Regions from separate parts of the Homo sapiens genome. Here regions 2, 3 and 4 are each linked to region 1. Evidence: chromatin contacts called from ENCODE Hi-C or POLR2A ChIA-PET data. All regions are on one chromosome and are shown on one strand. The core of a region is the stretch at or near the end of the contact, and the rest is flanking DNA. Distances in the headings are between cores, read along the strand shown. Region 1 has its middle 81 kb from the start of LDLRAD4. Region 2 overlaps LDLRAD4 (low density lipoprotein receptor class A domain containing 4). Region 3 overlaps LDLRAD4 (low density lipoprotein receptor class A domain containing 4). Region 4 holds the start of LDLRAD4-AS3 (LDLRAD4 antisense RNA 3).

Region 1 (2,810 bases), core at 107-2,606:
AGCTGGAATCAAAAGTGTGGGGTCTTCATGGGGCCGGGTGCATGCACAATTGAGTGGATCTGCTGCCAGCACGTGTTGTGTTGTGCCTGCACTTGGCGTGGCTGCACAGGGCTTGCATTGGTACCGGGCTAGGGCGGTCGTGGGGAGGGCCTGGGGAAGGCTGACTAGGGCCTCCACCGTGGGACCCAAGTCCCCAGACCTGGTTGCTTTACTGTATAGTCACAAACCAAATGGGGGTGCAGACGTTTTATGTTGGGCAACAATGGGGGAATCAGGTGGGTGTGCCCCGGCATCCTTGCTCCTCAGTGCGCAGGGCCCTCGAGTTAAAAGCAAGCGTCCCCGCGGGTGGGGATGGTCCCCTGGCGGCTCTCGGCTACACCTTCCTGCCCGGCTTCCCTGCGAGGCGGGCGGCAGTGGAACTCATTCCACAAAGGCTGCCTCTCACTGTGGCCGCCGTGTCACCAGCCAGAGCTGTCAGGTACGTCAGTCATGCTGCTTTGTGGTCATGTCACTGGCATAATCCCAAGATTAGGTGGCCACAAAGAGCCATGAATGAGGTGGTAATTGCGTTCAAGGGAAAAAGAATTTAAGAAAAAAAGACTTTACTTTCTCACAAGATTCGTGAAAGAAGTGACAGCTAATATTTTAAAGCTGGAGCAAGATAATTGTGGTGAGAGATCTTTGTGTGTTCTCTGGAAAATGCTGCATGCGCACAATGAATATTCAAATGCCATTTTGCGCTGTGAATACCAGATCGCCGGGCCTGAGGCCGTCTGCATGGGCCGTCGGCGGAGTCGGCCCGGCGGGCCGCGGGAATGAGCGGGCCACACGGAGGGCCTGGGCGCGCTGCTGGGGACGCCGGCTCCGAGCAAGAGGACAGCCGCCCCTCGGGAGTCGCTGGGAAAGGAGTCAGCGCCGGGCAAGCAGCCTGCAGCCTGTGCCAGGGAAACCTAGTCAGCCGTGCTCGGCTGGGGGGCTCGCTCCGCACTTTCGGTGCCAGAAAATGCCCAGAGGAGCGGGGCGGCCCCAGAGCCTCCTTTCGGGGCGCGAGGCCCGGCGCGTGTGTACGGAGTCCAGTCCCCCCAGGGAGTGGGGTGCCCGCACCTTCCCCTCCGCGCTCGGAGCCACAGGGGAGGCCCGGGCAGAAGCGAACCGTCGCCACCCTGGCGGGGCCTCGTGACTGCGGGTGCAGAACTGGGGGTCCCCGCCGGCGCGTGTTTCAGGGGTCCTGAGGCGCGCGTCTGCGGGGTTCCCAGGCAGCACCAAGAGGCGCCGGCCTAGGAGAAATCCGGATCGAGACAACTGCTGTGGCGGCTGGGCCGAGGCTGCGGTCGCGGTGGGAGGCGGCGCTGCTGGCGAGTCCACGCGGGGCGGACGGAGGCGAAAACAGCCCGCTTTCGCGGCGCAGGCAAAAGCAGGAATGGCGACCCCTCTGCGGGGGGACCTCAGGAGGAAACGTCTGGCTTGGGGAGTCCGCGCTCGGCGCGAGCTGTGGGGGCGGCCGGGCGCTCTGGGGGCAGTTCGGTGCTCCGAGCTCAGCCTCGTCTTGCTTTTCAGGGGTTGGAGGCGGAAGGGGGCAACGGAGCGAGCCCACTTCCGATGCACAGAAGCGCAGGTGGGGAGGAGGCCCGGCTGGGGAGGCTGGTCCCCGCCGCAGCCCCGCTGCCCCTATACCTTGGCTCCAGCGCCAGAGCTCCGCCGCTGCGCCCCTGGCTTTTTGCCTCTACCCCCTACCCTCTGCCGTCCCTCTCCTCCTAAAGCCAGTCCTTCCTGTTTCTCCTGGGGGCTTCCCCAGGGTGCTCATATATGTCCCGGCACCCCCGCTCTGGCGTAAAGAAAGGGCACCGCCGCAGGGCGGCCTGAGTTTAAGGGTCTGTCCACCAGACTCATGGTACTTTACCGCTCTGTGCCTCAGTTTCCTCATCTGAAAAGTAGAGCTCATATTAGCCCTGGGGCCTTGTAGGTGGTGAACATCAAATGAACTCATACAAGGGAAGGGGTCGTGTTACCGGTAGAGGGTCCTAACTGCAAGTTGTCCAGGTTGGCGTTTTGAACAAAGAATTGGACAAAACGTGCTGCAAAGCAAGGAAAAAAGGAAGCAACTAAAGCAGGGATTTATTGAAAACGAAAGTAGTCTCCACAGTGTGGGAGCGGCCTGAGCAGGCTCAAGGGCTGCGTTATACAATCTTCTCGGTCCAAATACCCGCTAGAGGTTTCCCATTGGCCACTCATGTGCTCCCTTCATGTAAATAAAGTGGTGGCCCATAATCGGTCTGATTGGTTGCGGAAAGCAGCCAACCAGAGGCTGAAGTGAAGTTACAAAGGTCACACTCCTGCGCAAACATCTGATTGGTTGCAAAAAGCTAACGTTAAGAGGCTAAAGTGAAAGTTACAAAGTTGGACTTCTATGCAAAGGAAGACTGGTGGCAATCAGTCTGATTGGTTGTGGACAGCCAGTTTCCCTTCGGCCCCACAGAAAAGGTGGGGGGTTTGCAAAGAGTAACCTCTGGTCCTTTTGTTACTTAGGCGTGGAAAGTTAAGAGTTTTCCTTTCAATATAGTTCTAGGAAGTCCGCGTGAAACGGCCTTAGGTGATCTGCCTCCATACCCTATTCTCCTGCCTCAGACCCGTGAGTCCTAGAAAGGATGGCCATCGCTGGCCGCCACATCATCGGGGTCTCATGAATCCCTGCTCTTGTACCTCGGGAGGCAAGGCTAGGCTGCCCTGGATTAGGATCTGCTGTTTGGAAGTGCCGTGTTCTGTTTTGGTTGTGCTCCTTTGGTTGTTTGGTGGGAGTTGGCGGGGCAGGG
Region 2 (2,810 bases), core at 223-2,722, 480 kb after region 1:
ACTCCAGCACCACTGAAGTCATCAGGAAGTGTTTGGGAGAATACGTGTCTGTGCTGGATGCTGTTGAAGCAGGTCAGGCCGTTGGGGTCCCTTCGTTCTTAGGGCTTCTCCACCAGCTTCTAAATGGGGAATGCCAACTTTGTGCCAGGCACACACTACCTGCTGAGACACTGTGGATGAACAAGGCGTTGACCCAGGGCTCACTCTGTAGAGGAAGAAGACCAGAGAATGGATACCACCAAGACAGTGATAAGTGCTGCAACAGGGTTCAGAGCTGCACAGGAAGTCCCCAAAGGTAGTGAACCCATCATCGGGGCTTAGGAAAGAGCTTTTAAAGGAAGATAAAGCCAGCAGGTGACGCCAAAAACTGGGTATTTCTGTAGGGTAGCTTTTTTCCCTTTCGTTCTACTTGTTGTACTATACAGTAGAGTAGCCAACCCACCTCCAAGGAAAATAAAATTCAAAATATATAATGTAATCAGTATGATGATAGCTCTTATTGTTTTGCTTCTGTACTTCAAGCTGTGAAGTCATTCTTGTAACACAGGCTGAATTTTCCCCCTCAACCATGGTGTTTAATGAGTGTGAATCTTCATTCAACCATTAAAATCTCCAAGAGTATTTTTATACTAACAGTTCACAAACTTGAGGCAATTATAGTCTAAGTAGATTCCAACTCCTGCCCCCACCCGTCTTCCTGCCACCACCGCCGCCCGGTCTCTGGAGGATCTTGGAAAGAATTTACCAGCCTTTAGGAACATTCAGCACTTTAAAAGTGTCACAGAGCCATAAATAAAGAGTAAGACACCCCTAAGACTGTCATCTCATCACCACACCCGTCTCTGCTGAGGAGGACAGAGACAGGAAGGAAATGCGACAAGTTCACTGTGCAGTAGCCAAGCAGGCCCAGCCAACATGTGGGAGGGTGGGTGTCTGTCCCAGCGGTGGGGCAGGAGGCGTGCAGGGGAAGGGGCTGCCTGGAGGTAAGGCTCTGCGGTCAGCCAGCCCTGGGTTTGGTGCTCCAGGAAAGGCCAGCACGTAGGGGAGTGAGGTGGGGTGCTGCTGTTGGTAGGGTAGGAAGTGACCTCGCAGGGTGGGGCCAGGGCTTCGTGGCCAGTGGGCGGCCATTTCTGTGACATTGCAATGTTCTGCGTGGATCGTTTTCTGGATTCCTGCCAAGGTGTTTACTTGGCCTGGGGAAAGAGAGGAACGCATGAGGGGCCCAGACCTTGCCCCCTGACCCATGATAGGGTCTTTGAGGGCATACATAACACATCTGGAGCTTAAAAAGAATTAAACTGTAGAAATAAGACTTCAGTGAAGGATAATATATTAGTGGAGGAAAGACCAAATGGAAGATGGTGTTAACCATCCCACAAATAGAAATGAGTGTTATATTAGGAGCCTAAGGTGGGACAACCACACTTCCCCAGAGCTCTTTAAAAATAGCGCAGACACTCATGCCTCTAGTATGATTCAGTTCAGCTCCTCATTGAACCAGGGAAGAGACCGACAGACTTCACACCACTTCTTCTGTTCCTGTAATTCTCCACTGTGCAGCTTGGGATTTCCTGGAGATGTTTCCATAAAAATAGAGAGATGCCATCATCACTGTCGTCACTGTCACTGCTGTACAATAATAAAAGAAGGTGCTAGGATGCCTTCCTGTAAGTTTTAGACTAGATGTATTAAAAAGTATCCGGTATTTCCATTGCAGTGACTCATCTGTTACAGCATCATGAACTACAGCGCCGTAGAAGGGGGATGTGAACGTTTGACTTTGGCCTCAACTTCTTTCCTTGCGTGCCCTGCTTTCTAGCACTCTTCTGTGGACATCTGTTACTGTTGAACAAGGAAACTCAACCAGTGGTCTGTGTTCAGAATCCGTGTTAGGCGTGTAGCATCTTGGAAGCCCCAAAGCATCCTATTAATTTTCTAAGAATGCTACTATTCCTGCGGGTTTTATTTTTCTAAACTTTCTGTTTTAACAGTTCTTCCAGAATTCATTTTCTTCTTAGCCTCCCCTTTCCAGCCCACTCCTCCCCAACCCCTAAAAACGAAACCCAAACCCCAGGTGTCTTTCCTTTCTGTGGATGCTGGGCTCCACGCACCACAGCCACCTCCCTGCCCTGCCACGTGAAAACAGGCTGTGGGTGTTTAGTGGAATTCTCCTGTTTAAAATGACTGAGAGGGTGTGGGAGGACAGGTGGGGGGGGGGGGGTTGCCACACACCCCCTCGTGAGCTTGAAAGGGGGTCATGGAGGGAGAGGGCATCTCAATGCAGGGCTCAGGGTCTGGGAATCCTCACACACGTTTCCAAGAACCTGTTGACTGCAGTTTTCACTTTGAGGATCTCCTGGGCCCTGCCTGGGGAGGCTTTGTGGCCCTGAAGAGAGTACAATGCTCATCTTTTCTGTTGCTAGTGTTCTGGCTCCTGTGACTTAAAGACGAGAAGGAGGTCTGTTTCCACTGATGGGTTTTGCCCAGAGTCCCCAGAGCAAGGCTCTGCCGCGTGTGTGGGCCCCGCACCAGACCCTGACGCCCTCAGGGGAGGGCTTCGGGAGCACCCACCGGCCACCGTCACCTGCAGCCAGGGACCAAGCTGCTGCAGTGAGATGACCAGGCTGTGAGGATGGTGGTCTCTGGGACCCAGGTATCCCTGGGTCTTTGTTGCCTGCAGGAAGAGCTGCCTCCTGTGCCCAGGGCTGAGTGCCTTCATGGCTCAGGCCTCATCAGGCTGCCGCCACCCCAGGGCACCCCACGGGGCCACTCGATTCGGTTTGCAGGCTCCTGAGGACAGTGTTCCTGCT
Region 3 (2,810 bases), core at 116-2,615, 440 kb after region 1:
TTTACTCTGCTGACTGTTCCTTTTGCTGTGCAGAAGTTTTTATGAAGCAAGTCTTTGGGGAGGATATTTTGTCTCATAAAAGTTATTACAAACATCAAGAAAGTGGATTCCAGCCGGGCGCAGTGGCTCACGCCTGTAATCCCAGCACTTTGGGAGGCCAAGACGGGTGGATCACGAGGTCAGGAGATCCAGACCATCCTGGGTAACACGGGGAAACCTGTCTCTACTAAAAATACAAAAAATTAGCTGGGCATGGTGGCGGGCGCCTGTAGTCCCAGCTACTTGGGAGGCTGAGGCAGGAGAATAGCGTGAACCTGGGAGGTGGAGCTTGCAGTGAGCCGAGATTGTGCCACTGCACTCCAGCCTGGGGGACAGAGCGAGACTCTGTCTCAAAAAAAAAAAAAAAAAAAGAAAGAAAGAAAGAAAGAAATAAAGTGGATTCCTCTTCCAGTTTCTTGCCTAGCTTAAAGCCATGTAATTCTTGCCAGCTCACATTGTGACTTTTCTGGCTTTCAACACTTTGATTGGGATTTACCATTTAATTAAATAAGCTTAGGAGCTGGAGGGTGGGTGCTGTCCGGGGTCAGTTCAGTCAACCCCTGGTTCTCTTTGCACTTCACAGAATGTGGATTGTCTCTCTGTTCATGGGCTCTGCTGGGCTCTCTGAGCTCAGAACCTTCAGATTTGTTGGGTGGGACCACAGATAGTCATGGTAAGTGCAGTCATCCTTCCCAGCTGTAGCAGGGGGATGTCCGGAGGCTGTGGAAGGTAGAGTGTTAGGATAGAGATGGCGACAGTGTGGCCATCTCAGGAGGGCCTGGGGTGCCCATGAGCTCCGCTCAGAGAAACTGCCAGCTGAGCAGACGGGAGGACCTGGCTTTGAAAGAAGTTACAACATTAAGCAAAACAACATGTCGTTGTCTGTGGAAAGGAATCCTTAGCATAAGTTTTTGAAAATATGATCAGGTGTCTTGACCCAACACTTAAAAAGTGAAGTCCACAGGGTTTAATTTCCTGGTGATATTTTTGTTTTTATTTGCGGTTTAGCATTTTTTTTTTAAGTATCCGAATTTGCATGAGGCTAGTTTTGTATTTCTGCAAGTTTCAGTCCATGTGATTTGAAGCAGATGTCATAGTCACACAAACAGAGTCCATAATGGGAAAGTCAACTCCTGGGCATGCTGTTCCATGCCTACATGGACTGGAAAGAAATTTGATTACTTTGGGAAATTAGGCTAATATTTCAGGGGTTGTGTAATGGACAACAAAGGACATGTTCAGCAGCTTTTGAGAACTGAGAGAATGGAGGATTGAGGACCCTGCAGCGGCAGTCCTGAGTCTCCAAGCGCGGCTGTGTTGAGATGGGTTTGCTGGCTGCTGGGGAACATGCCTTTGCTCAGCCGAGGACAGCTTTTTACTGTGGTGATGTTAGAAATGTGGGCAGAGTGAGTTATGACTCAGTCTATTGTAATTAGAAAAAAGAGCAACCACTGAGAAAAGTCCTCAGAGAAAACTTAAGAAATGGGGATGTTCTTATTCTCAGAAAACTAAAACGGGAAGTCATTCTTGGTGATAGTGAGGGGAAACGCAAAAGCGAAGGGAGAGGGGAGCTCTGTGTGCGGCGTCTCTAGCATTGCACAGTCCTCTTTAATGAATAAATGGAACCTTAATAAGGAAAAGTACCGGCTACATTATCGGTTGCAAATTGATTTGCTGTAGGCAAATTCTAATGTAGTTTGGCCATGTGAGGCGTACCTCTTAAGAAAACAAAATCAGGTTGCCTGAAAATGGACTCTTGCTTTCCAGGTGAAAAAGGCACTGGAAACACCACACAGCTTTGTCCTGTAATGTTTCCTTACTCTGGAATCATGAATGGGCTTTTCTCGTGCTATATCTAAAACTCAGCTCTGATTATTATGTTTAAAAAGAGGCTGTGCTTACTTTCCACACCCAAATGAGGCTGAGAGTGGCTGTGAGGAAGGGAGGTCAGTGCCTCCTACTTCTTTTTGGTGGGGCAAGCAGGGGAGGGAGAATCCATCTCTAAAAACCAGTGGTTCTTAACCTTTGAGAATCTGAAGCAGGCCAAAGACTTTCATCCCAAAGCAATGCAAATATACCAAGTCTCATGTGTAGTTACGGGGTTTGCAGACCCCTGAAGCTCATCCGTGGGTCTCAGCTAAAAGCACCTGCTACAAACTCAGTAAGTGCTTTTTCCCCATTAAATAATTGGTGGCATCATCTGTCTGATGAATTACCACCTTACTACTTTATTTTCTAATTTTAACTGTTATTTATATTCCCCTGGAACACCTTGAAATTTTCCCTAAAACTAGATTGACTAATCTGGGTCCCTCCTTGTCTCAGGAGATGGGGATGGTCTCCCACTTCCACCTGTGCCCTCCCTGGCCAGCACATCATCATTGTCATCGGAACCACCTTCTTTGTAACTGTCCTCCTCCAAGCAGTGTTTGCCAAGCATGGTGCTAGGTGCCAGAGAATAAGCTAGAGGACAGGAAAGAAGAAACACATAGAAGTATTAACCTTCAGCGGAAGAAGGCGTGCCCACCTGGGAGAAGTGACAGTGGCGATCTTATAGAGCCTGTGGCATGCCCTGCAGATCGTGCACACAGCTGAATAAGATGCTGGTGCTGGCTTCTTAGCGAACCATAATATATTTAGCTTGGAGCAACTTTTGTTTTTTGCTAGGATGAAAAACAACCTGAAACTCAGGATACATACAAGAGATCAAAATAAAAACCATGAAAGTACAGTGACCCATTTAAAAGTTGTCCGGGTCTTTTTTTTTTTTT
Region 4 (2,810 bases), core at 99-2,598, 330 kb after region 1:
CACAAGGTCAGAGAGACAGGAAGTGGATTAGAGGTTACCAGGAGCTTGGAGGAGGGAAGAATTGAGACTTTACTGCTTGATGGTTACAGAGTTTTGTGTTCAGGGAAGAGATTTGGAAATGGATGGTGGTGACAGTTGCACAACAGTGCAAATGTTAGTAACACCACTGAATTGTGTCTCAGTTACTGGGAGGCTGAAGAGGGAGGATTCTTTGAGCCAGGGATTTGGAGGCTGGCCTGGGCAACATAGTGAGACTCCATCTCTAAAAATAAATCTAATAATGATTAAAGTGGCAACATTTGTTATATATATTTTACTACAATAAAAAGTTAGAAAAAATCGTGGGACTATTTGGAGTGCAATTAACAACATTGAGTTTTATTTCTCCTTCTCCAGACTAACATCTAACAGGTCTGTGGATCAGAAATGATGGTGGAGCAGTTGCCCTTTGACATAGCGATAGACCGTGTGGAAATGGTATTCAGTAAGCCCTTGACATCCAAAGGGGTGCACATGCAGACCTTTGCAAATCTCCAATAGAGGGCTGCAGAAATGTTTGTAGAGTCTCTTGACTTTCTTCAGACTCATATTTTCATAGAGAAATAAGTGTTTCCTGCGTATTTTCTCACCTGCAAGTTTAATCTCTCATGAATGGTTGTGTTTCATGAGGAAATAAAGTTTTCAGCACTTTGGAAGTGTGTATAAGGATGGTTAGAAAATCATACTGTCAGGTTGAGATGTGGATTCTCATCCTTCCGCCGGCACCTCACCAACCCAGCACTTGGCCACCATCCTTGTGGCACGTAATTCATGTCTGCCACAGCAAAATAGCCAATGTCCTGGAGCCCTGAGCCCTGTGAGATGTGTAGGAAGTCACCCTGCCCCTGTCTGGCATCTAGTATGAGCTCTAGGCATGTTTGTTGATTGAGTTAGTGAGTCAGTCACTGTCAGTCAGAGGCACATGCTGGGATGTGTTGCGGGAAGTGGATCGCTGACCCTCTGGTCATGGCACTCCCGCCTTCCTGCTCTGGTATGGGCCTGGATGAGGGTGCAAGGGTGTCTGCTGGGGTCAGTTCTGCTTCCCCAGATCCCAGCCACCCTCCTCAGCCACACACAGCACTGACCTCACTCCCCATGCGCTGCCCTGCTCTCAACTTCCACTTCTCCCCAGTGTCTTGGGCAAGCAGAGTGCCCACAAAGACCCCTGTTAGGACGCAATGCCTAGCAGGGGTCTTTGTGGCCCTGGTAACCGCCCTCTCCCTCTCCACCGGCCACTGCAGCTGCATTCACCTCTCCACGCCCAGGCTGCCCTGGTGAAAAGAAGCTCGTTTGTAGACAAAGTGTGGGAGTGTCTTTACTGTGGGTGAAAGAGCAAACTTGGGGATCTCTTTGCAAAGTGCTGGAGATTGTTAATGATGTCATAATTAGTAGGCAGCACTCAAAGTGTTATGACATCATTAACCAGTGATTGTTGTACTCCGTGGCCTTTCTAACTGGCTTGTGATTGGGCCCCAAGGCTGCCTGGCCCTCCGTGAGACCATGTCTGAATAGATACCTGAGAGTTAGACCCATGCGCTGGGTCTGGCTGAGGCTGTGTGTAGATCACAGCAGCGTGAGCACTGGCTGTACCTTTGCCCTGTCCTGCTGCTCTCACTGTCTGCTGTGTCGGGACACTGAGCAGAAGTGGCGGTGGAATGCACACAGCACAGCGTGTCACAGTGCGCATGGGCTCCCCACTGGAAGGGATGTAGCATTGTTTTTCTTTCGTAATGGAGAGAAGAGGGGAAGAAAAGGCCCAGGCACTGGTTCTCCAACTCTTGTACATCCGGTCACTGTCCTGAGATTCAGAAGGTCTGGGGTGTTCTGAGAATTTGCATTTCTGACAAGTTTGCAGAGAGTAATGCTGATGCTGCTGGTTCAGGGACCCACTCGGAGAGTCAGTGGCCTGGAGCACTGGAGGGCTCCGTGGAGCTGGGGAGGGTGGAGGGATGACGGCCTCGGGATGGCACAAGGAGGTGCCGGGTGAAGAGGAGGTGCCGGAGGCAGGATGGAGCAGCTCACAGTGGTACCTGGGATGGCCCCGTGGCTTCTGCCAAGCCAAATTCTCCTGTTTCATAAGAATTGCTCACCGGTGAGACTCCATTTTTCTTGAAGAACAGTGTTGTTTGTTTTATTTTATTTTCTTTCAGGCATATATAGAATCTTTGGCACTATAAAAAGCATTTACCGCATAATTAATATCTAATTGTTCCCAGAGAAGACACAATCTTATAAGGGGAAGTCATGGGAAGAAGGAAGCTCTGGTCATAAAAACACGATTTCCACCTTCTGTGCAGAGAAACTGCACTCTTAATTGTAGGCAGAAGGGTTTCGTTTGGGTGACTTCATCTTCACCACTGGAAGACGCTGCCCACCTCCCAGCCAACCCCCTCCCCAGACCGAGGGTGGACGGGCCTGGCCGTCAGGGAAGGCCTCGCATTGTGCCATCCAGCCGGGGCTTGGCCATGGCCAGTCTGAGGCAGTGTGGGCTCCTGCGCCTGTTGTCTTTGAAGTCCCTGCAACCAGATCAGCTCTCTGCTCTCTGAGATCCCAGGGCTGTCGAGCTCATTGAAGCCTGCAAATGGGACAGCACTGGCCTTCCTCCTTTTCATTCAGCCACTGGACGGGGCTGGCCCACGAGCCAGCAGATAAAAGAAGTCATTTAAGCTTTGATTTCAGATAAAAGACTTGAGGTTCATGAAATGCTCCAGCATAACAGTGCAGCTTCTGTTCTGTGCTGCAAAACACATTAGAATACAAACAAAGGGGCT

The links. A loop is a pair of places that touch in the nucleus more often than their neighbours do. ChIA-PET counts read pairs that join two places held with the same protein, here RNA polymerase II (POLR2A). Pooled maps may share reads with other maps.
Region 2: a map of B cell shows a loop between it and region 1 (4-fold over the local background). The contact joins two enhancer-like sites. A Hi-C loop is called at or near these places in 5 of 168 maps with a recorded cell type or tissue (B cell, CD4-positive, alpha-beta memory T cell, HepG2 and 2 more), 7 of 37 single-sample maps with no recorded cell type and 14 of 50 pooled maps. POLR2A ChIA-PET finds 5 or more read pairs at or near these places in 3 of 52 experiments (PC-9, activated B cell and activated naive CD8-positive, alpha-beta T cell).
Region 3: a loop to region 1 is called in a pooled map, with 4 times the contacts of the local background. The contact joins two enhancer-like sites. A Hi-C loop is called at or near these places in 1 of 168 maps with a recorded cell type or tissue (B cell), 3 of 37 single-sample maps with no recorded cell type and 6 of 50 pooled maps. POLR2A ChIA-PET finds 5 or more read pairs at or near these places in 4 of 52 experiments (CD8-positive, alpha-beta T cell, GM12878, activated B cell and 1 more).
Region 4: a loop to region 1 is called in a pooled map, with 2.7 times the contacts of the local background. The contact joins the promoter of LDLRAD4-AS3 here to the enhancer-like site in region 1. A Hi-C loop is called at or near these places in 1 of 37 single-sample maps with no recorded cell type and 10 of 50 pooled maps. POLR2A ChIA-PET finds 5 or more read pairs at or near these places in 3 of 52 experiments (activated B cell, activated CD8-positive, alpha-beta memory T cell and naive thymus-derived CD8-positive, alpha-beta T cell).

What each region holds. Positions count from the first base shown.
Region 1 is chr18:13,135,860-13,138,669 of GRCh38, forward strand. No RefSeq gene overlaps it. Among named protein-coding and RNA genes, the nearest start is that of LDLRAD4, 81 kb to the right of the region's middle. RefSeq lists enhancers at 1-399, 400-978, 2,093-2,142, 2,151-2,445 and silencers at 823-872, 943-1,062. Within about 2 kb of position 1,357, at least 27 of the 41 ENCODE cell types and tissues checked have a DNase peak (open chromatin) inside an H3K27ac peak, as active enhancers do; they include B cell and heart left ventricle, where a contact is called at or near this core.
Region 2 is chr18:13,614,044-13,616,853 of GRCh38, forward strand. The region is part of intron 4 of LDLRAD4 (low density lipoprotein receptor class A domain containing 4); the gene reads left to right. Among named protein-coding and RNA genes, the nearest start is that of MIR4526, 4.3 kb to the left of the region's middle. RefSeq lists enhancers at 1-268, 1,208-1,257, 1,288-1,357, 2,295-2,796, 2,418-2,467. Within about 2 kb of position 1,473, at least 8 of the 41 ENCODE cell types and tissues checked have a DNase peak (open chromatin) inside an H3K27ac peak, as active enhancers do; they include B cell and heart left ventricle, where a contact is called at or near this core.
Region 3 is chr18:13,576,031-13,578,840 of GRCh38, forward strand. The region is part of intron 4 of LDLRAD4 (low density lipoprotein receptor class A domain containing 4); the gene reads left to right. Among named protein-coding and RNA genes, the nearest start is that of MIR4526, 34 kb to the right of the region's middle. Within about 2 kb of position 1,366, at least 4 of the 41 ENCODE cell types and tissues checked have a DNase peak (open chromatin) inside an H3K27ac peak, as active enhancers do; they include B cell, where a contact is called at or near this core.
Region 4 is chr18:13,469,670-13,472,479 of GRCh38, forward strand. LDLRAD4-AS3 (LDLRAD4 antisense RNA 3) reads right to left here and starts at 1,349. Exons shown (of 2, transcript XR_007066301.1): 1 at 1,125-1,349; 2 at 358-629. All of the region lies in intron 4 of LDLRAD4 (low density lipoprotein receptor class A domain containing 4), which reads left to right.